Regions from separate parts of the Homo sapiens genome. Here regions 2, 3, 4, 5 and 6 are each linked to region 1. A link is a loop called in an ENCODE intact Hi-C map of the cell type or tissue named here. Cell type or tissue: heart right ventricle. All regions are shown on one strand. Region 1 overlaps ACOX3 (acyl-CoA oxidase 3, pristanoyl). Region 2 has its middle 18 kb from the start of ABLIM2. Region 3 has its middle 11 kb from the start of LINC02517. Region 4 overlaps SH3TC1 (SH3 domain and tetratricopeptide repeats 1). Region 5 overlaps HTRA3 (HtrA serine peptidase 3). Region 6 holds the start of LINC02517 (long intergenic non-protein coding RNA 2517).

Region 1 (4,000 bases):
GAAGTGGCCAGTGATTTTGGAATGTGCAGCGTTTCAGGTGGAGGAAGCAGTGGGAAGTGTCAGGCCCAGGCCTGTGCTGGGATGCAGGCGGGGTAGGGAGGCCAGGCCGCAAGGGCCTTGAGGGTCTTTGAGGGATTGGATTTTGGAGCTCCAGGTCATTAGCAGCATGACTTTTGGAATGAGACAGATGTGCAGCCGGCCCTTTGTGTCACCTTGACCAGCTTTCTTGGCATTTCCTCATCTGTAAAGTAGGTGACAAGAGAGGTCCCTGTGCCAGGGCCCTGCCAGGCCCTGCCTGAGCAGGCCGGGCTTGAACTTCCTGGCCACTGGCCCATTTGGTGCCTCCCTCACTGCGAATGCTGGACTCCACACGCTGTCTCCCCCGAGAGCCTGATCCAGCAGGGTGTAGACCCCTCTGTGCCCACGAGATGATTTATAACTTGGGGGTAGTGGGACAAGGTATGACCATGCCTGAGCCTGATAGCCTGAAAGATGTCTCAGGAGTGTTTCTAGATATGCGTGTTTCATATAGTGTTTCATAGCGAGGCTGGTGGAGAGGAGAGGAGCCTGCCTTACAGGAGTTGGAAATAACTGGTTATCATGACCAGGTTGTCTCCAGAGGGAGAAGATGGGCCAGTGGGCATCTGAGCGCTCAGCGATGGAGAAACCTCCTTCTGCCTGTCTCTTCTGAGAAGTCAGGGTGATGGGCAGGGAGTGTCTTAAATCTCTGCTTGGCCCTTTAAAACAGGCAGGGCCCCAGACTGTACTAAAGAGGAAAATCTTGATTGATTTTTATACAGTGTCAACTTGAGAAGAAAGTAAAAGGACATTGTTAAAAAGCAAATTCTTGTGATTTCAGGCAAAAAAAAAAAAAAAAAGCAAAACAAGACACATATGCACAGCCCTCCTAACTCCACCTGTCCTGCAGAGTTCTGGGTTCTCACTGGCTTATACTAAAATAATACAAGGAACCTGCTAGTTAATGTTGGAGCTGGCAGGGAGGAGAGCGCCACCCCGACCTGCGGCTGTCAGTTCTCTTGAATGACTACTTTCGCAGGGTGCCTGGGAGGCGCTTGGCATGGACGGTGCCCGTGTAGCAGGTATGGAGGGTCGCTGTTCAGGCCCTTCGCCCTCAGGGCAGCGGGAAGCCCCAGCCATCTGGAGGATGTAATGCGGCTTGGTCTGTTTGAGAAGGATGGCTCTGGCCTCAGGGTGAGAAGCTCTGAAGCGCTGTGCAGGAAATGGGGTGTAGGAAGCACTGTGTTGTTCTGGAGAATCTGCATCCTTTTATTAGACCCGGCTGATCCCTTTCAGGGCTCTGCAGCCACAGGCACTGTTACCCATCTACTGAAGTGTCCTATGTGTGCACGTAAGGCCCGACAGGCATCTCCACCCGGGCATATGGCGGTGGTGAATTGTCACATCCAGTGGGTGGCCTCGGGTGTGAGCAAGGCTCTTCTTCACTGCTCATTCAGTTTCATGAATGAGAGGCTTTGACATTATTTTGGGACATTGCAGAGAAACCCTGCACTTGGTTCCCCCCTAATAAACGTATTTCTAGAGATTGAATCCACACCTCTTACTGGGATAATATTCAAAGGAGCATTAGATCAAACCATTAATGATTAATACATCACACTGATATGGTAAAGCCTCTTGTAAGACTCAGAAATACGGTCTCCTATAGGATCGCCACTAACACAATAACGACCGCCCTTTGACGCTGGTTCAGAGCTGCTCCACCAAGCCAGGTCACTGAGCCCCCAGAGCCTTTCCACCGTGTCTCTCTGCAGGGTGACAGGGATGCAGTGGGATTCGTCCATCTTTGATCCCTGAGCCTTTGAAGGCCTAGGTTGGGCTGGGATGGGAGCCAGCCGGGGTGATGCAGGCGGCCTGCTCTCCGCCCCTTTCCAGAAATGCACATTTCCCATCCAGGGCTGGAGGGTCTGGGCAGGGCACCCAGCAGGGGGCGCAGTGATACCAGTGTTCCCTCCGGGTTTCCCAGCCAGTTTCTGCCTGGATGTCTGTCTTTTCCAAGATCAGCATTATAATTTAGTGATTTTTGTTACCAATGTTGAAATCATTTATCTTGAAAAAAGTGGTTACAATTTGTAGGTTAGATTTTGTCACTTTACAAGAACTCCTGAGTATGTGGGATGACTGCCTACAAATCCAAGGTAAACGTAAATTGTGTGGATTAATTTTAGCCAAATAGCTCTAAAAGCAAAATCATAAAGATCTTCTCAAGTGATAGTTTCAGCCAGACTCTTAAGGTGGGCTGCACCTTAAGGGTCTTTCTTCGTGCGTTTGCCCTGAGCTGAGGCGGTGGCTGGGAGGATGGCTGCCGAACTCAACGGCCTGCTCTGGCGGCTTGGCTGGGCTGGGCTTGGGGGGCCCTTCCAGGCCCCAAAGGAGGAAGGAAGCTGCTGCAATAAGAAGCAGGATGTCCAGGGCGCGGGGTGTGTGCTGAGGTCTGGGCGCTTCTGGGATTGGAGTGAGGGTTTCTGTGCCACACTCAGGCCTCCCGTGCCACGTGCATGTCCAGTGACACACACACACAACTCCTGTGCTGTGCACACACACACCTGTGACACACGCACACGTCTCCCGCTGGAGACACTGGATCTGGCTTGTATTTGAGTTGGCCACATGTGACCACCACTGTAATAGCTTTTGTGGAACAGAAGGGATCCCCTGAGAATTCGTGGAAGTTTGCTTTCCTTTGAAACTCACGGGAATGTTTTTGCAAGTATAAATATATTCTGTGTGGTGAGAATGGGGGAATAATTTCCACTCCTTAAAAAGGGCGCTGACTGTGACCGGATCATACTGGAAAAGGCATTCCTTGGCTTTCAAGTAACAGGCTGGAGCACGCTGGGGCCATTGGCACCGAGGCAAGGTTTTTCTCACGAGGTGGGGTGTTCTGAGTGTGCGGCTGTGGCATGGGGGAAGCTGCTACCAAACTGGGCAGCTGGGCCTAGGGCTTTGGAGGAGCTGGCCCCCCCGCTGCCCTTCACTTCCTGCAGGTGGGCAGGGGCCTGGCAAAGCAGCCGAGAGCTCTTCCCTCACCAGGTCACCCAGGTTTCCCTAAGGAGCTCCAGCCCCGTCCCCACCCGGCCCCAGGGCCTTGCTCCTCCTGGTAGTGTGGAAACTGTCGCTGTGTCTTTCCCTCAGGCTGTCCTGGGAGTCAGGATCATGGCCTGGCCCTTGTGCCTCAGAGGATGTCGTCTGCCCCACCTGACTTGTTCATACCATGCCACTTACGTGCCCGTCCCTTAAGTCTGGCAGGCCCCATGCACGGTGGCCCCCTCATGGAGGGGGGTGAGCCCCGGGAGACTGCTGAGAGGCAGCTAGCTCACCCAGGAACCAGGAACGTTGATGGTTGAGGGATCCCACCCTGGGGTCCGCCTCATACCCTTCCCAGGGTGGGGCATAGAATTCCCAGGTGGGCCGAGGGCTGCCTGGTGTCAACAGTGACTGCATGGAGGGCATGAGGCCAGGAGAGAACCTGGTGGACGGGGCACCACAGGCAGGCAGGACCACCTCATGGCAAGGCGGTGATGCTGTTAGAGGGGCAGATGGGGCACCACAGGCAGGTGGGACCACCTCATGGCAAGGTGGCGATGCAATTAGAGGGGCAGATGGAGGTCAGCTTGGGGGGATCCTCCACATTGGCCTCCGCCATTCCGAAGGCCTTTGGGAAACGGCCCAGCTCCCACAGGGAGGATGGGCTGAAGAGGCAGAGTTAGGAAAGAGCCAATATGGTTGCTGCAGGAAATCAGCCCAGGAGAGCTGAGTAGGGATGGAGGTGCTGGGTCCTAGGTGGGGATGGAGGGGAGAAAGTGAATCGGGCCAGCACAGCAGAGCTGGCAGCCCAGGACCGGGTGACAATGGGGGTGTGGGGGCATCCTGAGCAGGACTCAAGGAAGAGCCCACGCAGGAAACGGGTGCCTCTGGTTCCCTTCCAGCATGTGAGATTATTCTTTATAGATGAGTCTTC
Region 2 (4,000 bases), 230 kb after region 1:
ATGGCTGGACGCGGTGGCTCACGCCTGTAATCCCAGCACTTTGGGAGGCCAAGATGGACAGATCATAAGGTCAAGAGATCCAGACAATCCTGGCCAACATGGTGAAACCCCGTCTCTACTAAAAATACAAAAATTAGCTGGGTGTGGTGGTATGCACCTGTAGTCCCAGCTACTTGGGAGGCTGAGGCAGGAGAATCGCTTGAACCCGGGAGGCGGAGGTTGCAGTGAGCTGAGATTGCACCACTGCACTCCAGCCTGGGCGACAGAGTGATACTCTGTCTAAAACAAACAAACAAAAAAAAAAAGAGAGAGAGAGAGAAACACGACTTACCTATGTATTGTCTTACTCTATAAGACTTTTCTAGAAATAAATAAAGCCAATTCACCTTCTTTTGGTCAGTCTTGATCCTAAAAGTGCCGGCCAGGCCACCCTGCTACCCTAAAAGGGATGGAGATTTGACAGGGTCCCCGTGAGGCGAGTCTCCCACAGCTAGGAGGGGTTCGCAGGGCGAGTGAGGGAGTGAAGGGTGAAAGGTGGCCTTGAAGGGCAGGCATGGCCCCCTGCGTGGAGGCCGCCCACGATAGGCTGGAAGATCCCACATAACGATGGACACTGCTGGACCCAGACCCCAAGCAGCAGAAGCAGAGGCCCCGCAGCAGCCAGTGGCTGGTTCCGTTGTTTCTCTCTGGGATAAGCAGTATACCCTGAGGCCAGAGCAAGACACAGAGAGAGGCAAAGGAAAGGTGGGTGCTCTGGCAGAGCAGGGACAGTTGGACCCCCTGAGTGGGGGAATCCCAGCTTCACAAATGAACGGCTGAGGCCAGTGGGGTGGGTAACACTGAGGCCACACAGGACCTGAACTGCGCCCTTCTGACCTGGCAACAGGAGCTGGACCTCACCCCTCCCCGGGACCCACCCTCCCCAAAGCCAGCTTGGTCCCTGACACCAGGGGTCTGCCCAGCCCAGCAGGGAGTCAGGAGCCACTGAGAGTGACTGGCAATGTTCCAGTAGAACAGTGACTGCGTGGGAGACAGTCTCAATGTATTCCCCCAGGCAGGCGAGATCTCAAAACATCGTGCTTCTAAAAATGCTCTTAAGAAGAAAAAAGTTGGACAGAAGAATGTGGAAACATTTGCTGTGGTCATCAGAGTGACAGGTTGGAGTGAATAAATGTTCATTATCCTCTTTCTGTATTTTTCATGTGCATTACTTTTAAAATCAGAAGATGATTATTTTTGCAATCAGAAGAAATGTCATTAGTGTGATAATAAAAGCCATTTGTTGGTGCAAGTGTATGGAGGATGGTGTTTCTGAGAAAGTTTATAGACAAAAGAGGTGTCCCTCTTCAGGGGCCCAGAGTCCCTGGCCCAGCCCAAGGACAGCACACCTTGCACAGGGGGCTCCTAGGGCCTCAGTCTTCAGCAGCCCCTGACACGGGGGCCCCGACTCCTCCCACAAGTTTGCAGTCCTTTAGGCTCCCCCGACAAGTTTGCAATACCTGTCTGTGGTGTGTCTCTCCACAAGTGCCCATTGTGAACAAGCGTGTGATGGGTCCTGGGAGCCGGGGGCAGCTCTCCCTGGTAGCTTTGAGCAAGTCCCTCCTCGTGTGTAGACAGAGCACCAACCTCTACAGCTCCCCTGACATTTACAGGCCCAGTTAGTGTCAGCCTGGAGAGGACGGCCCTGACCCGCCGCTGTCCTCTAGCGGAAAATCAGAAGAACAACAGCAGCACCCAGGATTGAGCTCTGGTCTTGGACAGGCGCTAGGCTGAGACCCTCCTGTGCTTCCCCTCAGTGGGAGCACCCTGAGTGCACGTTCCTAAACCAACCCCTTCCATGGATGGGAGAGGGGCATGGCTTGCCCAGGAAGTGGTGGGCTGGGCTTCATCTGGCTCTCTCCAGTTGTGAGATCCCCAGCCCTTAGGCATACAGTAGTACTGCACTGAACGGCAGAGAACGTGCATGGATCTCTGCAGTGGAGGGACAGTGTCCCGTGCATGTATCCTGCATGTGCTGACTCAGCTACCGCTCCACTGGGCTGCCCCATCTGATCACCAGTGTAGCCTGTGAGGTGGGAGCTTCTGGCTTCACTCTTTAGAGTGACGAGCTGAGAGATGATGCAGGGGTGGGGAGCTCCCAACATCTCCTGCTGGGGAGTGGGATGAACGTGGGGACGGCCCAGGCACTCTGGCCCCTCAGCCTGGACTCCACCATCATACTTGCCTCCCTGGGGGTGTCTTCGGCCATGCCTGTGGCACCATGCTTGTGATGACCAGGTCACGAGTTGATTGTATCAAGGTGAGGCCCTGCACTGGGGCTCAGGTGTCTCTGCCACTGGACACAGGAAGCTGTTTGATGGAGCAAGAACAGGGGCTTTCGGCCAGAAGACCTGGTTTGCATCCCACCTCCACCAAACCCCCAGTGTGTGACCCTGGGCAGCTGCCCCACCTGAGCCTCGGAGACATCTATGAAGTCAGGACGGGATTACAGAAAGGCCTGGCCTGGCTGGGATTTGTGGATGGATGTCTGAGGAGTGTGCTGTGGGTGCCCACGGTGGCAGCTGCCAGCAAAGACAGAAGACAGTGGGTTCCATGCCCTGGGAAGCCCCAGGAGCTGCATCCACCTGGAGCCCGTCTCCGCACAGGCTGATGAATTCACCTGGCCCTGATCCTTCCAGCTGTATTTTCTGGAGTGAGACCCTTAACCTCTCTAAGACTCAGTTTGTTCATCTCACAAATGAGGCTCATGCATGAGCAGGTTCAGAGGTGGATCCTCCCCCAGTGAACTTTCAGATGAGACCACAGACCCTGCCAGCGCTGACTGCAACCTCATGAGTGGCCTTCAGCCAGAGGCACCTGATTCCTGACCCACAGAAACTGCAAAAATAAATGCTGTTTTAAGCCACTAAAAATACAGGATTCAACCTCTCTTCCTCCCCAGCCCACACGGAAGCACCGTTTGTGATTAAACGAAGGAAGGCAAGGTGAGGTTCATGATTCCAGCTGTGACTGTGCTGTGTGCCAAGCAGACTTACGGTCTGTGCTTCTACTCTGCCATTTGCTGGCTACTGGGGAGGGCATGGCCTCGTGTGCCTTGGTTTTCTCACCTGTGAAATGCAGGTAGCAGCCTCCGGCTCTGTTGGGAGGAGATCACGCAGGTGAAGTGCCAAGGACACTCAGTCACTTGAGGGTTGCTCTGGCGTCAGGCCTTTGTCGTGTAGCTGTCGGTGCATTAGCGTCCACTCCCTTCCCCTATGGCCCCCGGAAAGGCAGTGTCTCTTCTGGATAAGAAAACACAGGAAGGTCCCAGGTCTGTTTGTACCTTGAGAGAGCAAATAATAAACAGAGCCTGACTTTCTGAAAAGACAAGGATGACAGTGATCTGATAAAATGCTCTGGCAGTCCCCCTTGGTCCGTCCAATTCACTAAAGACACTGGGATTAGAATGTACTTCACCTTGGTGTTCCTGGCTCTACCAAAAGCTGGCTGTGTGACCTTGGGCAGAGCACTCAACCTCTCTGAGCCTGGGTGTCCCCAGCTGTGAAGTGGGTCAGGGTGGACCGGATGACACAAACTTGTGGTGGCCCTGTGCCGCTGTCTCCTCTCCTGCCCACCTCTGACTCCTGGAGTCCTCAGTTTTCCTAGTCTGCCTTTTCTTTTCTTTCTGTTTTTTTTTTTTTTTTTAATAGAACAAGAAGTTTATTACTCCCACTCAGTAGTTCCTGGGGGCTTTGATGTTAAGTCATACATAATTCGAGAAATACCAGGAATCTTCTTAATCTCAGTGACCATCTTTAATACCACCTCTACAGGGATCTCATTGCCAGGTGTTGCAGGTATACCAGTCAGGGAGTCACTAGTAATAAAGGTTCGAATAACCACAGATCTCTGGCATGAAGGCTGCTTTTGAAGTGGGTCCCTATCAAAATGTAATGGTGTCAAAATCACCGGCATCTGGCTGATTTTCCCAGCATACCCAGACTCCCTGAGAATGTTATGG
Region 3 (4,000 bases), 73 kb after region 1:
CCTGAGCTACTAGCATCACCTTTTTCTGATCACACCTCTCGGATCTCCATCCTTGTGGACTTTTCTTCCTGTGTGGTCCAGTGGTCTCACTCTGCCAGGCCATCCTGTGCCAGTGCCTGTGGGTATTTTAGCAGATGTCCAGCAACCCCTTGTCCCCTTCACGGGCTCCTGCACAGTGTGCCCAGTGGGCAGTTTGCCTCGGCAGCAGGGTTGCCCTACGTTTGGGGTGTGCTGCAGGATGAATACGTGTCTTAGTCCATCCTGGCTGCTAGAACTAAGTGCCATACACTGGGCAGCTTACAAACAACATTTCTTTTTCACAGTGCTGGAGGCTGGAGGTCTGAAGTCAGGGTGCCAGCATGGTGGGGTTCTCGTGAGGGCCTCTTTCTGGCTGGCAGGCAGTTGCCTTCTCCCTGCATCCTCATGTGGTGGAAAGAGCGTGAGCATCTCCCAAGCCTCTCTTATAAGGGCACGTATCCCCTGCATGAGGGCCCCACCCTCATGACCTTATCACCTCCCAAACGCCCCACCTCCTAATGCAATCCCATTGTGGGTTAGGGTGTCAACACGTGAACTCTGGGGGACACAGACATTCTGTCCATAGAATATAACATCTGAGTCTCTGAGGGACCAACCCTCTCGGATCCTGACTAGGTCAGGGCTGACTCCCCATCTGGCTGGGAAAACACACATGGTAATGTTTCAATTTCTTTCAAAGTCAGAGGAAAAAGTGAATATAATAATGATGCATGTATAATAGTGAATCCAGCCTGCATACTGTTCATCTTTGTACCAACACAGCTATAAAACGCAGTTTTAACTTTTGTTTTAATGGAGGGAGACGTCCACTGAAGCCAACGCTCCTGGGGCCCATGGGAGTCATCGCGTGGCCTGGGTCAGATGGGCAGAGGGGGCACAAGGGCTCAGCAAGATTCAAGCACCTGAGGCTGACTCACTGGCAGCTGCTTCCTCCCTGGCATCCTCGGACCAAGTCTTCAGATCATGACTTTCAGATACAGAAAACCCTCACCAGTGACTGAGTTTGTCTGGACTCTCTTGATCATAAGATGCAGAAACACAATTCAAATCACCTTCAGCCAAAGGGGCCATTGATTGACTCAGCAATGGATAAGACTAACAGGAGATCATGCCTTATCCAGGCACGGATGGATCCAGGGATGTGTTGGCAGGGCCCTGGCCACACCTGCACCTCAAAGACAAGCCTCCTCCACTCTCGGCAGCCTTGTGGTAAAGGCCGCCCCTCTATGGTCCCAGGAGCTCCTGGCTGACAGTGAGAATTTTGATCCCTGATGCCCTCAAGTGACCAGCACTGGGCCAGGCACACAAATGGTGCTTAAGCAGTGCTTTCGGGAATGCTTTCACTGCGAGTACCTGGGGGCCTGTCAGCCCCCTTCCTTCCTTCCTCTGGCCTTCTGCCCACCACAGTGAGCCCTGGGAGTCTTCCGAAGCAGCCTTCTTGGTTCTGACAAGGTTTCCAGGGGGAGGTGGCTTTGCATGTCCAGAGCTACGAGGACAGATCCTGACCTCCTGCTGACGTGAACATGATGTTCTCACTCCTTCCTCTAGACACTGGAGCTCAGAGACGGCATGTGTGGGACACAGTGCCAGCTGGCGGCTGGAGAAGGCTCCCTGGAGAGTGGAGGGGGAGCCACCCCAGCAGCTGCCCATGTCTCCCCAAGGGCTTGGCTTTCGAAGTGGGGTGAGGCGTGTGAGTTCAATGGGTGTGGACACGTGAGTCCAGGGTGTGTGTGGACACGCATGTCACAGACACTGACAGTGGTCTCCTGCCTGCCCCACAGCTCCCTAGCCCCTCTCTCTGTGCCCGGGCCACAGGCCACAGCCTGGATGCCTCTCATGCCCAGGTCACAAGCTTCAGTGGCTCCTTCTTTAAAATGTGAAGGATGAAGCCATTGTGTCTGCTCCTCTCCTGGTATCCATCGGGGAGATGGAGGCCACTGTGGTCTCGGCTCTGCCCCTGCCTCAGCCCCACCTCCCCCAAAGGCCTCTGGGGTCTCCTTGCCTGTGGGTCTGGGGCAGCTCACCTCACTGTGGCAGCTCCATCCAGGGTTCCCTGCTGCGCCCCGTCCCCACACGGCCTGGGCCCCATCCCCGGGAGCACAGAGCAGTAACTGCACAGAACCAGAGGGAGACCATGAACCTCAAGCCCATATCCAGTGCTGGCTCCTCACAGGAGACCAGGTGTCACTCTTGTTGCCGCCAGAGCCTTCTGCAGACGCGCCAGTTGATGACCAGGCCTCCCCGCTACGGCTGCTCCCACCCAGGCCCGAGTACCCAGGCCCCGGGGCTTCTGAGGCTGCCTGGTCTGCTCAGGGCCAAGGGTGCCTCCAGGTCAGTGTGCCTCTGTCCATGGGACTGTGTGTGACTCTCTGTGGCGTCTCTGGCTGCAGGTGTTTTGCTGTAACCAAGTGACCTTGTTTTTGCAAAATCAAGTTTTGCTGTCTGTCCCTGTGACCTTGAATGGTCTGGCTGGCGGGACCCCAGGAGTACCACTGTGCCTGAGGACCTCCCACCCACTTCCCTCTCAGTCCCCTGGGCAGGAGGCCAGCTTGGGGCTTTCTCTCCCATTGCACAGGTTGAGGGTCCCAAGTGGGGAAGTGGCTCAGGGGGACTGGCTTGTGTCATAGAGTCTCCCCGGGGGCTTCCCCATGCACCACCCGGCCCTGCTTTTGTTGCTGTCACCATGCAGGCACCAGACCCGGGCCCGGCACCAGACACTACCTCACCCCGCCCAGGTCTGCCAGCCTGTGGGACCTCAGCCATGGCCAGCTGGCCAGTCTAGGAGCAGGGACAGCCATTCATAAGTCTTCCTTGAACAGACTTGTGTGTGCCGAGGGGTTGGGAGGTGGCCTTCTTTGCTGTTCATGTCTCAGACTCACGCGCTGGAGAAGGGAGGAGAGAGTGGACAGAGTGAATGCCCGCCCAGCCTGAGCTGAGCAACTGTGCATGGCACTTGCCCACAGGGAATCTGAGACTCCCCGTGATGAGCCTGTGAGGTGGAGACTCCTATACCCATTCAACAGAGGAGAAAGCTGAGGCCTGAGAGATCCCCTGACGCATTCAAGGTCTCACAGCTGGAGGAGGGGGAGCTAGGACGCCAGGCCAAACCTATCTGCCCCATCCTAGTTGGTGCCCGGGCTAACTATCCCATCACACACTCCCTGGCATCTGTGCCAGTTCTGTGCAGGATGTCATTGGCATCTTTGTGCTGGGGCTGGAGCTCTGCAGACAAGTGGCAGGGGGCCCTGCCCTGGAGGCCTTACCTTCTAAGCGGGTCCTTGTTTCCCAAGTCATTCCTGCCCATCGCACCCTCCCTACACCCCCATGCCCTAACTGAAAAACTAGGTGGCTTGCGTAGGGCTAGGACTAGGGTGGGCCCCAGGGCCCTAGTTTAAGGAGCTGCCCACTCTCAGGGCCGTGGAAGTGCAGGATGTCATCTTGCGGGGCCTGACGCCGCCCCAGCAGCTCTGCGTCCCAGGGACTGTGGGGTCCAGGCCCAGAGGAGGACAGAGCCACCTGGCCTGTGCTGTCTCCAAGGTCCAGTTCCTCTGCACAGCAGTGAGTATGAGGGAGATCGCTGAGGGGGGACCCAGTGACCCTGTGTGCCTGTTGGGCCTGTTCCTGGCACTGCCTTCCCCAGACCTGGTACATCCCTTCCTCCCCCAGGCCAGAGTCCAGTCTCCTGCCTTCCTGGGAAGTCAAAGCGGGCAGAGCTCTAGAGCATATGACCAGCCTCCTCGTCCCCCTGGTCCCTTGAGTTTTGCCAGCCTCCTCCTGGCCTCCTCCAGGGATTATCCTCCTCCTGCCTCTCTAGCCATAGATATCCCTGTCATGCAGCTCACCTGTTTCCAGGTCATTCACAGTGCTGGGGAGTCCTGGGGCTGGCCGGTGCCTCCTGGGCCTATCTCTGGGTCCCCAGCATGGGAGAAACACCAGGGATGCCCACCCATCACTCCTCCCA
Region 4 (4,000 bases), 160 kb after region 1:
GGCGGCTGTGCTGGGCGGAGCTCCCTTGCCTCTGAGTCAGGAGAGGGGGCTGTGTGACCTTGGGCAAGGCTCTTTCCATCTCTGTTCAGGGGAGAGTCTCCAGGGACCCCAACAAGGAGTGTGATTTCAGCTGCAGTCCCAGGAGCACCTCTGGGAGGGCCTGGAACACTCCTGGAGTTCCCTGCACCTGCCTGAGGCAGTTTCTGCAGCCCATGCAGTGGGCGCTTGCTGAATGTGTGTGGGAAGGTGACTGAGTTAACCTGGGGATCATGGCCGCCTCCTTCTAAAATTGGGGCAGCTGGCTTCTGGGCTGCGAGACCACTGGCTGCGTAGAGCTGGGCACGTGCCCACTGGACATCTCTTCATCTCATGCCTACTTTGCTGAAGGGGGTTGTTGTTGCGGCGGTTGTTGCCCGGGAACCAGCCTCCGACGGGCAGAGCAGGGCTGGAGACCAGTGGGCTTAGGCCTTAGCCAGCCGAGCCCTGACCTCCACCCACCACAGAACAACGGGACTGGCTGCCTGGTTCTGCACACCAACTCTGTGCCCCTCGTTTCCCATGCATTCTCTCCTCACTCTTGGAACCTTGGGGTAGGCTTTGTCTTTGGTGACAGATGAAGAGACGAAGGGTCTGAGAGGTTAAGCAAGTTTGTTACTGGAAAGGGGTCCCGACCCAGACCCCAAGAGAGGGTTCTTGGATCTCACAGAAGAAAGAATTCGGGGCGAGTCCATAAAGTGAAAGCAAGTTTATTAGGAAAGAAAAGGAATAAAAGAATGGCTACTCTGGCCAGGCACAGTGGCTCACTCCTGTAATCCCATAACTTTGGGATGCCGAGGCAGGTGGATCACCTGAGGTGAGGAGTTCGAGACCAGCCTGGTCCGACACGGCAAAACCCTGTCTCTACTAAAATACAAAAAATTAGCTGGGCGTGGTGGCGGGTTCCTGTAATCCCAGCTACTAGAAAGGCTGAGGCAGGAGAATTGCTTGAACCTGGGAGGCGGAGGTTGTAGTGAGCCGACATCACGCTACTGCACTGCAGCCTGGGCAACAGAGCGAGACTCCATTTCAAAAAAAAAAAAAAAAGAATGGCTACTCCATAGGCAGAGCGGCCCCAAAGGCTGCTGGTTGCCCATTTTCATGGTTATTTCTTGATCATATGCTAAACAAGGGGTGAACTATTCATGAGTTTTCCAGGAAAAGGGTGGGCAATTCCCAGAACTGAGAGTTTCTCCCCTCCCTTTTGAGACCTTATAAGGTAACCTCCAGACGTTGTCATGGCATCTGTAAACTGTCATGGTGCTGGTGGGGGTGTCTTTTAGCAGCTAATGCATTCTAATTAGCATATAATGAGCCGTGAGGACAATCAGAGGTCACTCTCGTGGCCACCTTGGGTTTGGTGGGCTTTGGCCGGCTTCTTTACTGCAAACTGCTTTATCAGCAAGGTCTTCATGACCTGTATCTTGTGCGACCTCCTATCTCATCCTGGGACTAAGAATGCCTAACCTCCTGGGAATGCAGCCCGGCAGGTCTCAGCCTCACTTTACCCAGCCCCCATTCAAGATGGAGCTGCTCTGGTTCACATGTCTCTGACAAGTTGACCTGGGTTGAGTGTTCCATAGCGTGTGGTTGTTGGAGCTTTTCTTAGGAGTAAGAAGTATTGTTAGTAGGAAACAGGCCTCTATTGGCCCTGGGGCTGGCACTCTGCCCCAGTATGTCAGTCTCATTTTAGTGGTGACCAAACTGGGGCTCAGAGAAATCAACTCCCTCACCCCGAACCCCCAGACTGTGAGTGGTGGGCTGGGGTTTGAATGTGGGGCTTGAAGACCCACCGTTTCCTCTGGTCCCCCATGCTCTGCTGCCCGAGAGGAACAGGATCCCAGGATCCAGGCCCCTGATGGCACCAGCCAGGGTGGGTGGAAATGGGGAGGCACAGTCCCAAAGCCCCCAGGACTCTGAGGCAGGTCGGGGGCTGAGAGCAACCCGGAACTGCAGACCCCACCCCGAGAGGAATGGCTGCAGGCCCGGCCCGGCAGGCAGGAGGTCTGTGTCCTCAGTGACCGTGACGACGCTTCCCGCTGCTCCAGCCAGGCCGTGCCGTCTTCATGTTTCCAATCATGCGGCCTCCTCTCCAATTCCCAAGCCCAACCCACAGAGACAGCGGTCTGGGGTCAACATGAGGTTTGTCAGCAGCTCTGAGCCACTGCTTCCCTCCAGCCCCGCGGCGGGTTCTGGAAAGCTCTCTGCTGCCCCCTGGTGGGGAAGCTCGGGGCGGGGCAGGGCTCCGGCGGCAAGCATGGGGCTCCCCTGTAGCGCTCCCAGACCCTCCTGGCTCTGCCACCTCTGCTGGGTGGAAAACCAACCCAGGCCTGGACCAGCAGTGGGTGCCTGATTCCTTATTATCAGAGCTCCGCTCACTGGCAAGTCCCTCTTCGGACCCCAGGAGAGGGGCTTGGGGGATACCAAGGAGGGGTAACTGCTTAATGAGGACGGGAGGTTTCTTCTGGGGAGATGAATGCCTTTTGAAACTAGACGGTGTGGGTGGGTGCACAGCACTGTGAGTGCACAAATGCCACCACATTATTCACGTTGAAATAGTTAATTTCATGCGATGTGAATGTCACCTCATTTTAAAAGTGTTTAAAAGAGGGGCCTGGGAGAGTGCAGTGTTTGTGAGAATCACGTGGGGCACCCACAATCTCTGAACCTCGGTTTCCTTGCCGTAAACTGGCGAAGAGACCGTGTGAGCCGTGTTTCCTGGGGCCAAGAGATTCCAAGAAGGAAAACCTGGGATTCCTGGGGACTGAGATGAGGGCCGGGGGCCGGAAGGGGAGGGGTACATGGGGAGGGCTGAGGGGCAGCCCAGAAAAGGCTTTCAACACTGGGCAGCAGCGTCTACACAGGCAGAGATCCCTGCATCTCACTTCCCACAGGACTGACCAGTGGCTGGAGGTGGGACTGGTCAGGCTCAGCCCAGCCAAGTCTGGGACCAGAGGACACTTAGTGGGGGATCCCCTGGGCCACCCTCACCGCCCTGTGGCTCTCCTGACACCACAAGAGAGGTGCAGGAACTGACCTTGGGTCCTAATGGGGGCACCTTCCTGGCAGCAGGCCGGCAGGGTGGTGTGGTCAGCGCACTGGGCTCTGCGTCTGTGTGATGGTGGGCCAGACAGTTAACCTCTCTGTGTCTCTATTTCTTCACTGGCGAATGGGGGCACTAGCAGCCCCCACCTCCGCGCACAGTGGCCTGAGGATTAAAGGCAAGGGTGGCACAAGACCTACGGCAAAAGCTCCGAGCAGCTGCCCAGGGAGTTCCACCACCGTCTCCCCTCTGGCCGCCAACGAAACCCAGGCTCATGGTGACCTGGCACAGGTCTGTTGGACTCGGGGTCCTTCTCATACCCAAGATCAGGACATAGCAGCAGGGCTGCCCCCAGGGAAGGGAGCTGGCCCCTAGACACGCCCCAGGAAGCATACTAGGGAAGGATGCCCTGCTGACTTCAATAAGTTATTGCAAAAAAAAAACAAAACCCATTTATTGCTATTTGGCCCCTGCGTTCGTGCCTCCATTTGCCAGAAAATGAGCCACCGGCGACACCAGGAGAGGCAGGAGACCCCCAGCCCTTGCACAAAACCCACTCCCTTGGATGCTGTCCTCAGCGAGGGTGGCTGGGGGCCAACCAGGGGGCCCACCCGCAGAGTGGCAGAGGAGGCAGGTTGACCCTGCGGACGTTGAGCTCTGTGGCGAAGGTCCTGGCCTTCTGGTAGAAGAAGAGCGACTTCTCACGGTCCAGGAGGAAGTTGTGGTAGATGGTGGCCAGCCGCGTGTAGATCTTCAGCTGTGCCTTCTTGTTGCCCAGGTCCACGGCGGCTGCCAGCGCCAGCTGGTAGTACCCGGCTGCATCAAACGGGTCCTGAAGGGGACAGGCCATGCTCAGCAAAAGGGGGACTCGGAGCCAGTCTCCCCAGAGGCCGTTCCTGTGCCCAGGTCATTCCACATGTC
Region 5 (4,000 bases), 130 kb after region 1:
GGCAGGAAGCAAATGAGGGAGCGAATGAATGCTCTTCAGAGACAGAGGAGCCATTCCAGGGGCCCCCTCAACAGCCCCCAGCCCCGCCCACCACTAAAGGGGCTGCCTCCTGGGTCTAACTAGTTCCCAGGGCAGCTTCCTTTGCTTTTCCTCCTCTGGAAAACTTGCCTGTCCCCTAGTGAACTTTGCCCCACCGAGCCATGTCCCCAAGTGAACCGTGCCCCCACAAGCCTCAGGTCCAGCTGTGGCTCCCCGTGGGGTGGATGCTGCCATCTGCCACCCTCAAGCCCAGAGACCTGTTCATGTGGAACGCAGGCGGGATGAGGGCTGCAGCCCAGGCCCAGAGGAACCCGCTGCCTCCCCCTCCACGGGCCACACCTCGCAGGCGGGACCCGATTTGGGCATGGGACGTCAGGCTGGGCTCCGAAGTTTGTGATCTCATTGAATTCTTGCAGCAATTCTGCAAGACAGGAACTGAGTCCATTTTACAGGCAAGGAAACAAGGCTTAGAGAGGCCACGGGACCTGCCCAAGGTGCACAGCCAGGCCCCGCAAGCCCTGACCTGGGCGCTTCCCCTGCTCCGTGCTGGCCCTTGGCAAATGTGACAACCTGTCCAGCCCCAGAAAAGCTCAACCTAGACCCGAGCTCAATGTGGGGCCAGCCTGGCTCCTCTGGCTGTGAAACTCCACACCCAGCTGGGCCACAGCCAGCCCCTGGGAGGAGGAGGAGGTGCTGCCGCCAGCCTGCCTGTGATTTACCAAGAAGGCTGGTCCTTGTGCACAGTGCCATGGGTCAGGCACTTCCATGCCACTGAAGGCAAGGAAGACAGCCCCTGGCCCTCCTCTTACAGGAAGCCCTCCCTGCCTTGACCGGGGCCAATGAAACTCCCTCCGGCAGGGCCAGCACATGGCAGCACCTCCACAGACACCGCCTTCCAGCTCCTCCCCTTCCTCGACCCCTCTCCCTCACTCTCACTAACTCCACTTCTGTAAGACGCGTCCACCTGCCATCCTTTCTTCACATCAACTTCTATGAGCCCGGCACCGTGCAAAGCACACTCAGTCCATCATCTCATTTGCCCAGTGACCAGTGAGGGGGGTCCCACTGTTATCCATTTCACAGATGAAGAAACTGAGGTGCAAAGAGCTTCAGAGACTTCTGGGGCAGAGCTGGGACTCCACCCTGAGCAGCCAGACATGAGGGACAGAACTGGGTCCCAGTCCTGGTGCTCTGCCCATTATGTGCTGGAGCAGGGTAATGCACACAGGTGGGCAGGCTGTACATTGCACAATTCCAGGGAGTCACCTGCTACCCCTGCACTAGACCTGGCTTTCAGCTTGGGGAACATATGGACGTGTCCTCGCCATATCTTTGCTGCACCAAGGACAGCGGTCTATGATTTTAAACCCTGTCCCACCCATTAGTCCACAAACACCCTCATCAAAACCAAACAAGGCAGACACTTCGAGCTGCTAGGGGCCTGCCTGGTATTCAGAGCACTGGCTGGGGAACCAGGGGACCTGGGCTCAGGGCAGAACCATCCATCCCTACCTGAGTGACCGAGGGCAGCTTCCTACAGCTCCCTGAACCCTTTCTCATACAGGACCAGGACATCAATACCCCAATGATGTGTTGAAGGCTTTGTGGGCCTGGAACAGTGCCCAGTGTCACACCGTTCACCCTTGTGAAACCTGGTGGCCTCCCTCCCTCAAAGCAAGCCTGGGCGGAAGGTGTTCAGACCACCTGGCAGGCCCTGGTGAGCCTGTGGGAGGCCAAGGGTGCACAGGCCCCCTTGTACCCACCTCTCCACAACTAGACGCCCCCATCTCCAGAAAGCCCTCCTGATCTAGCCCTCTCTCCACTCTGAAGGTGGTTTCTTCCTCTTCTGGGCTCCATGCATTGTCATTGGTCCCTCACAATGCAGGATGGGGGTTTCACAGGGGTCTGCGGCTGTGGTGATGTGGGCAGGAGGCAGTGGTTGGGGTCACCAAGCCTGCGAGCCTGCCAGGAGGCTATGCTTAGTCCTGAGGCCGTGGGAGCCATGGCCCAGCTTTCGGCAGGGAGGGTCCGGGTCTCGCCAAGTCCCTTCAGGCTGCTGTGTGGGGCTGCATGGGAGGGCAGAGGCCTGTCGGGGGAAGACCACAGGATGGCAGATGGGGTGAGGGTGCATTTGCTAGGCCAAGCCCCGGCAGGAAGGGCAGCTGCACAGCGCCCTGGTCTCAGCTCCAGTCCGGCTGGACTCCTGGCTCCTGGCAGCCTTGGCGAAAGCTCTTGGCCAAGCAGCTCTGCCGGCAGTTCCAAGTCCTCCAGTGCCGCCAGATGCTGTGGCTCAGCACTGCAGCCCCAGCGGGAGTGGGCGGGGCAGGAGGGGAGGCGTCATCTTGCCTGAGTGGTCCCAGATGCTGAACTCCAAGGCATGTGCAGCCCCAGGAAGCTGCTAAGAGGATTACAAATCAAAAGCCAACCCAAGTTCTTCAATAAATACAACCGGGAGATGCCATCAGAACCTGCTTGGGGTTGCACAATAAAAGCCGGTGATTAAATGCCACCTTGTAAACTGCTCTGGGGCTCTACATTCTGAGCGCATGGCAGGCTCCAAGGCCTGTTTATCTGCAGCCAGAGGAGAGGCTGCATGGCCTCAGAGCTCTGGTTACGCGCAAAGGGAAACCCTTCTCCACACAGGCCCTCAGAAACGCATTTATCCCTGCTTTTACCATCCCGTGGATGGACATTTATCCACTCTGTGCAACTGCGATGCCTTAACATGGACCTGAGAAGATGCGAGGGTTCCCCTGAGAAGTGGTGAGCCTCTGTCACTGGAGGGATGCAAGAAGGGCCCAGAGGGTTAGAGGAGATTCACACATCACATGGGCCCTCGTCTCATTTCGTGTCATCTACAGAGGCCACGCACTGGCCCAGGCCCCTGCCCGGCGAGGCTTCGAGCCTGGAGGAGATGGGGATCACGCAGAGAAATTGACCCACAGTCACATCTGTGTGCAGGGCCCACCGGAGACCCTGGGTGTGCTCACCAAGCAATGAAGGATGACCTGGGCACAGTGGCCAGGGCAGGTGGCTCAGGGGCGGTGGGACATCCGGGTGAAGGCAGGATGAGGAACCCACCACGCTAAGGCAAGGGAAGGAAACGCCGGGCAGTGGGCACATTGCGTGCAAAGGCCTCGAGGTGGGAAAGAGACCGGTGAGGCCATGAGGCCAGAGCACAGGGGATGAGGGGACAGTGGGAGACGGCACCGAGGGTGATGCGGGCCAGGTGGCAGGCACAGGGCCCTGTGAGTCAAGGTAAGTGCTGGGGTGCCTTGCAAGGAAGCCTGCAGGTCATGGGCAGGACAGATTGACCAAGGTGATCCTGGCTGCTGTGTGAGAAGTGATGGAAGGGAGGATGGAGGGGGAAGTCAGAGCGCCCCAGGAGATGTTTTGTGGATGAGCTGAGGGGACTCCCGGTGCACAGGAGAATGAGGGGTGGAGGGGAGTGAGAGGCAGAGAGGAATGAGGGGTGGAGAGGAGTAAGGGCCCCCATCCACACAGCTGGGCTGCAATGGGCAGGCCCAGGAAAGGTACCCCCACACCAAGTCCCAAACTGATGAGCCACTGTGACAGTGCAGCAGGCATTGAGGGGAGTGAGGGGAAGAGGGGAATGAGGGGCGGAGGGACGGAGGGGATCGAGGCTCCCCACTGAACATCGTGGTGCTCCTTTCAGTGGGGCTGGGAAGAGTAGAGCCCGAGGCGGCTCAGCAGGCATCTCCACGTGACTCTAACTCAGGAGAGACCCGGGGGCTGGAGATAGGGCCCGAAGTCCCAGCACCTGGGGAGGACTTCATGGCAGATGAGCTTACTGGGGCGGGGGTGCGGGGGGGAGGGTGGCGAGAAGGGACCAAGGAGACCTTCCTGCCTAGAGGGTGGGAGAAGGCGGAGGAGCTGACATGGGGAGGGGAGAGGAGAGCACAAGGAACCTCAGCCCACAGGAGGCTGCCCTCATCAGGCA
Region 6 (4,000 bases), 83 kb after region 1:
CAAAACTCCATCTCAAAAAATAAAAAAATAAAAAGAGAGATCAACTGTTCTGGGATTCCTTGGGGGTAGACATCTAGACCTGCTTGAGTCAGAAGATGCCTTCATGGCCAGAGTGTCTGCTGAGCCCGGTGCCACTCGGGGAGAGAAAAATGACTCTGCAAAACAGTTCAAGGGACTCAGCGTTACTCAGGGAGAACTGGGAGGGGAAGAGAGGAAAGTGAAAGAGCAGGTGGGACAGGTTGGAGGGGAAAACAGCCCTCCAGTGATGACTAGGGTTCCAAAGGGAGCAAATCCTACTGTGGGGATCTTGAAAAATCTTCATGTCATTTGCTGAGAGGCTGAGATATGCCTTCCTTCCCTTGTACCCCAGGAAATTTTCAGTAAAGTTAATATTTGTCTCTTCTATATTTATGCAAGTGGATTCTTCTTGGGAAACACTGATGTTGATGGTGGTGATGATGATGATGGTGATGGTGAAGGTAGTGGTGATGGTGATGGCAGTAATTGTGACAATGATGAAGATAAGGGTGATGGTGATGATGATGATGGTGTTGATGATGGTGACGGTGATGATGGTGTTGATGGTGGTAATGATGAGGATGAGGGTAATGTTGATCATGATGGTGATGGTGGTAATGGTGATGATGATAATGATAATGATGCTGATGATGATAGTGATGGTGATGATGACAGTAATGGTGATGATGATGGTGTTGATGGTGCTAATAATGAGGATGAGGGTGATGGTGGTGATGATGGTAATGGTGGTGATGGTGATGATGATAATGATGAGGATGGTGATGACGAGGGTAATGGTGATGATGATGGTGTTGATGGTGGTAATGATGAGGATGTGGGTTATGGTGATGCTGGTGGTGATGGTGATGATGCTGGTTTTGATGATGGCGATGATGATGGTGATAGTGATGATGCCTGATATGGTGTGGCTCTGTGTCCTCATCCAGATCTCACCTTGAATTGTAATCCCCATAATCCCCATGTGTCAAGGGTGGGACCAGGTGGAGGTAATTGAATCATGGGGGTGGTTTCTCCCATGCTGTTCTCTTGATAATGAGGGAGTCTCCTGAGATCTTATGGTTTTATAAGCACCTGGCATTTCCCCTGCTTGCTCTCATTCTCTCTACTGCTGCCATGTGAAGAGGTGCCTTCTGCCATGACTGTAAGTTCCTTGAGGCCTCCCCAGCCATGCAGAACTGTGAATCAATTAAACCTCTTTTCTTTATAAATTACCCAGTCTCGGGTATTTCTTCATAGCAGTGTGAGAACGGACCCATACAATGCCAATAGTTGCTAATATTGGGGAGGGGAGTTTTAGTTTTAGTTTAACTTTGCCAAAATTATCCCATTTCATCCTAACAGAACCCCTTTGAGGTGTGCACCACTATTGTTGAGTCCCATGTACAGGTTGCACCAGGTGAAAGAGCTGCTCATGTGAGCACAGGAGTCCAGGGGCAGCAAGGAAGGGGATGTCTGGAAATTCTGAGGCTCACTACCACCCCCATGAGGAGGGACGGCTGTTCTGCTTCCTGTGCATAGAAGCTGAGGCCCAGAGAGGGAGAGAAGCTTACCTGAGTTCACAGAGCTGGGGGTAGCAGAGACAAGGTGGGAACCCAGGCAGGTTCGAGCTTTCACTAAGCACCAAGGTAAGTGCTAGGAATGCAGAGATGAATCAGGCAGACTCAGTCCCTGTCCTCAGGAGCTCCTGGTCTGTTGATGGAGACAGGCACGTAAACCGATGGCAGGAGAGGAACAAGGAGGCATACCCTGTGGACGGGCAGGGAAAGCTTCCCAGAGGAGGTGGCACCTGGTCCTGGGGAGAAGGGTAACCACATTCAGATAGTGGGCCCATGGAGGCCAGCAGGCAGGGTCATGCACGAGCAGCCCTCATAGTCTCAGCCATGACCCCATCCTGAGTCTCAAACCTTCAGCTGGCCAAGCAGGATGGCCGCCTCGGCAGTCACCTCTCCCAGACCTATTTTTAGATGTAATTGAGCATTAAAATCAAACACATTGTCAAGATAGTGGCCAACTTGGATCCCTTCCATGAACAGGCCCTCTTCGCTACACCAAAATAGAAGAAAATTTATCTCTTTGTGGATGACATGGACTTCTGGCAGAGGCTTTGACTTCCAGTGGACGGAGGCCAGATCACGACCCAGCCCTTGGATGACCTGGGCGCATCAGTGCTTCCTACCAAATACAGCATAAAAATGCATGCATAAAGGCTCTGCAGTTCATCTCATAAAAAGGCAGCTTCCTCCTGGGGCAGGCCATGGTGCCAGGCGTGTGTGAGCACGCTGACCTCAGAGAGGAAGCAGAGATCCTACTTGTTACAGTGAGTACGCTCAAGATAGTTTGTTATTGTAATTAATACTAAGTTGAAAGCCACTGGATCTAAGGCCTGGGAAGACTTTTTGGACCATCTTAGCAATACACAAGTTATCATAGCCCCAAGTTACTTATCATGATCTCACCATGTGCAGATACTGCACTGAATGCCTACATTTTAGGCATTGTCCCCGCATAACCACCCATGAGATGGATAATTTATTATTCCATTTCATGGATGACAGTATTGAGGCTCAAAAGGGGTAAGTAATTTGTCCTACTAGTTGGTAAGTAGGTGGTTTGGAATTTGAATTCAAATCTGTTGAACCCAAAGACTATGAGCTTAATTTCTCCATGACATTGTTCCTCTGTCTTGCAGTTCATCCTCCTCTTATTCACCCCCAAAGCCCAGCTCAAATGTCACCTCCTCCAGGAAGCACACCCTGTCTGCTGGATTGGATTGGATGCTTCGTCTCTCAGAGCAGTGATCACGCTAAGATGCTTTCTCTGCCAGACGGAGATCCCCCGAGGCCAGGGACTGTGTGTGACCATCTCTGTTAGCCTTCAAGCCCAGACCAGGCAACTCCCTCTGGAAAGGTCTGATGCCGGATCAACGAAGCTTTTCTTTCTATAGGAAAGGAAACCAAGGTCTAAGGGGAGGGGCAGTGAGCTGTGTAGTGTGGTGATCAGAGTCTTAGATCCCACGGTCAGAGTGGCATGGATTGCAATTCACACACTGCCACATTTTACTTTAGTTTATTTTGAGACAAGGTCTGGCTCTGTCGCTCAGGCTGGAGTGTAGTGGCGCGATCTTGGTTCACTGCAGCCTCGACCTCCTGGGCTCAAGCAATCCTCCCATCTCAACCTCCCAAGTAGCTGGACCACAGGCATGTGCTACCATGCCGGCTAACTTTTTGATTTTTTATAGAGATGGGGTTTCCCTATTTTTCTCAGGCTGGTCTTCAACTCCTGGACTCAAGCAATCCTCCTGCTTTGGCCTCCCAAATTGCTGGGATTACAGATGTGAGCCAGCGCACCGGGCCTCTGCCGTGTTTTAGACACGCTGGTATGGACAAGCTACCTGAGCTGTCTGAGCGTTCACTTTGTTAGGATGCAGACACTGCTGTTATCCCAGGGTTACCGTGAATGTGGAACCAAAAATCAAGCCTTTCAAGCCCTTAGCCTGGTATCTGGTGAACACTCAGAGTTCCACAAGTGATCATTTCTATTGACATGAAGAAACAAAACCAAACCAGACTTCATTGCCACACAGACTAGGGACAAAACAGACTTATCTCCTTGTTTTTTCTACAAAAAGCCCGTACCAGTGTGCCCCAGGAGTAATCTTTTTCACTTTGAAAGTTTGTGGCAAGCTATATATATATATTCCTCCTCCTCCTTCTTTTAACAACCTTTTAAACATATAGAAACCAGTCTTATCTTCTGGGCCATATAAAAACAGGCTGTGTGCTGGATGTGGTCTGCAGGCTGCAGTTTGCAGACATCTGCCCCGGAGAATTGGCTGGCCTGGGGAATCCCTTCTGAGGAGGATGAGGTCTGTAATGTGTATGTAACATTGGGGTCTGTTACATGTATGTACTACGATGTATTTAACATGAGGATAAGTAATATTAAAAGGACAATAACCATT

Evidence for each region. Peaks named below come from ENCODE experiments on the same cell type or tissue, not always from the same donor. Only the 100,000 strongest peaks of a DNase experiment are listed, where the experiment ranks them.
Region 2: it touches region 1 in a loop (6-fold over the local background); 56 of 110 quality-filtered maps call a loop at or near these places.
Region 3: it touches region 1 in a loop (2.9-fold over the local background); 37 of 110 quality-filtered maps call a loop at or near these places.
Region 4: a loop joins it to region 1, with 16 times the contacts of the local background. A loop is called at or near these places in 107 of 110 quality-filtered maps.
Region 5: it touches region 1 in a loop (6-fold over the local background); 67 of 110 quality-filtered maps call a loop at or near these places.
Region 6: a loop joins it to region 1, with 2.6 times the contacts of the local background. A loop is called at or near these places in 30 of 110 quality-filtered maps.

Annotation. Positions count from the first base shown.
Region 1 is chr4:8,401,314-8,405,313 of GRCh38, reverse strand. The region is part of intron 7 of ACOX3 (acyl-CoA oxidase 3, pristanoyl); the gene reads left to right. Among named protein-coding and RNA genes, the nearest start is that of ACOX3, 37 kb to the left of the region's middle. RefSeq lists a silencer at 1,693-1,890. In heart right ventricle, a CTCF peak has its summit at 1,968 (motif pointing right); DNase peaks (open chromatin) are centred at 1,933 and 2,443; H3K27ac peaks cover 4,000 bases.
Region 2 is chr4:8,174,702-8,178,701 of GRCh38, reverse strand. It overlaps the pseudogene GMPSP1. Among named protein-coding and RNA genes, the nearest start is that of ABLIM2, 18 kb to the right of the region's middle. RefSeq lists an enhancer at 1,831-2,676. In heart right ventricle, CTCF peaks have their summits at 1,512 and 1,714; no DNase peak of the experiment used is centred here.
Region 3 is chr4:8,328,691-8,332,690 of GRCh38, reverse strand. No RefSeq gene overlaps it. Among named protein-coding and RNA genes, the nearest start is that of LINC02517, 11 kb to the right of the region's middle. In heart right ventricle, a CTCF peak has its summit at 1,658; DNase peaks (open chromatin) are centred at 50, 930, 1,570 and 2,212; H3K27ac peaks cover 999 bases.
Region 4 is chr4:8,240,609-8,244,608 of GRCh38, reverse strand. It overlaps SH3TC1 (SH3 domain and tetratricopeptide repeats 1), which reads right to left. Exons shown (of 18, transcript NM_018986.5): 18 at 3,506-3,911. The coding sequence ends at 3,654. Among named protein-coding and RNA genes, the nearest start is that of HTRA3, 27 kb to the left of the region's middle. RefSeq lists a silencer at 2,142-2,271 and an enhancer at 1,988-2,549. In heart right ventricle, a CTCF peak has its summit at 2,252 (motif pointing left); a DNase peak (open chromatin) is centred at 2,178; H3K27ac peaks cover 1,449 bases.
Region 5 is chr4:8,273,395-8,277,394 of GRCh38, reverse strand. All of the region lies in intron 1 of HTRA3 (HtrA serine peptidase 3), which reads right to left. Among named protein-coding and RNA genes, the nearest start is that of HTRA3, 5.6 kb to the right of the region's middle. In heart right ventricle, a CTCF peak has its summit at 2,330; DNase peaks (open chromatin) are centred at 703 and 2,334; H3K4me3 peaks cover 118 bases; H3K27ac peaks cover 4,000 bases.
Region 6 is chr4:8,318,112-8,322,111 of GRCh38, reverse strand. LINC02517 (long intergenic non-protein coding RNA 2517) reads right to left here and starts at 1,936. Exons shown (of 2, transcript NR_149126.1): 1 at 1,590-1,936. In heart right ventricle, a CTCF peak has its summit at 1,546; DNase peaks (open chromatin) are centred at 1,611 and 2,131; H3K27ac peaks cover 2,893 bases.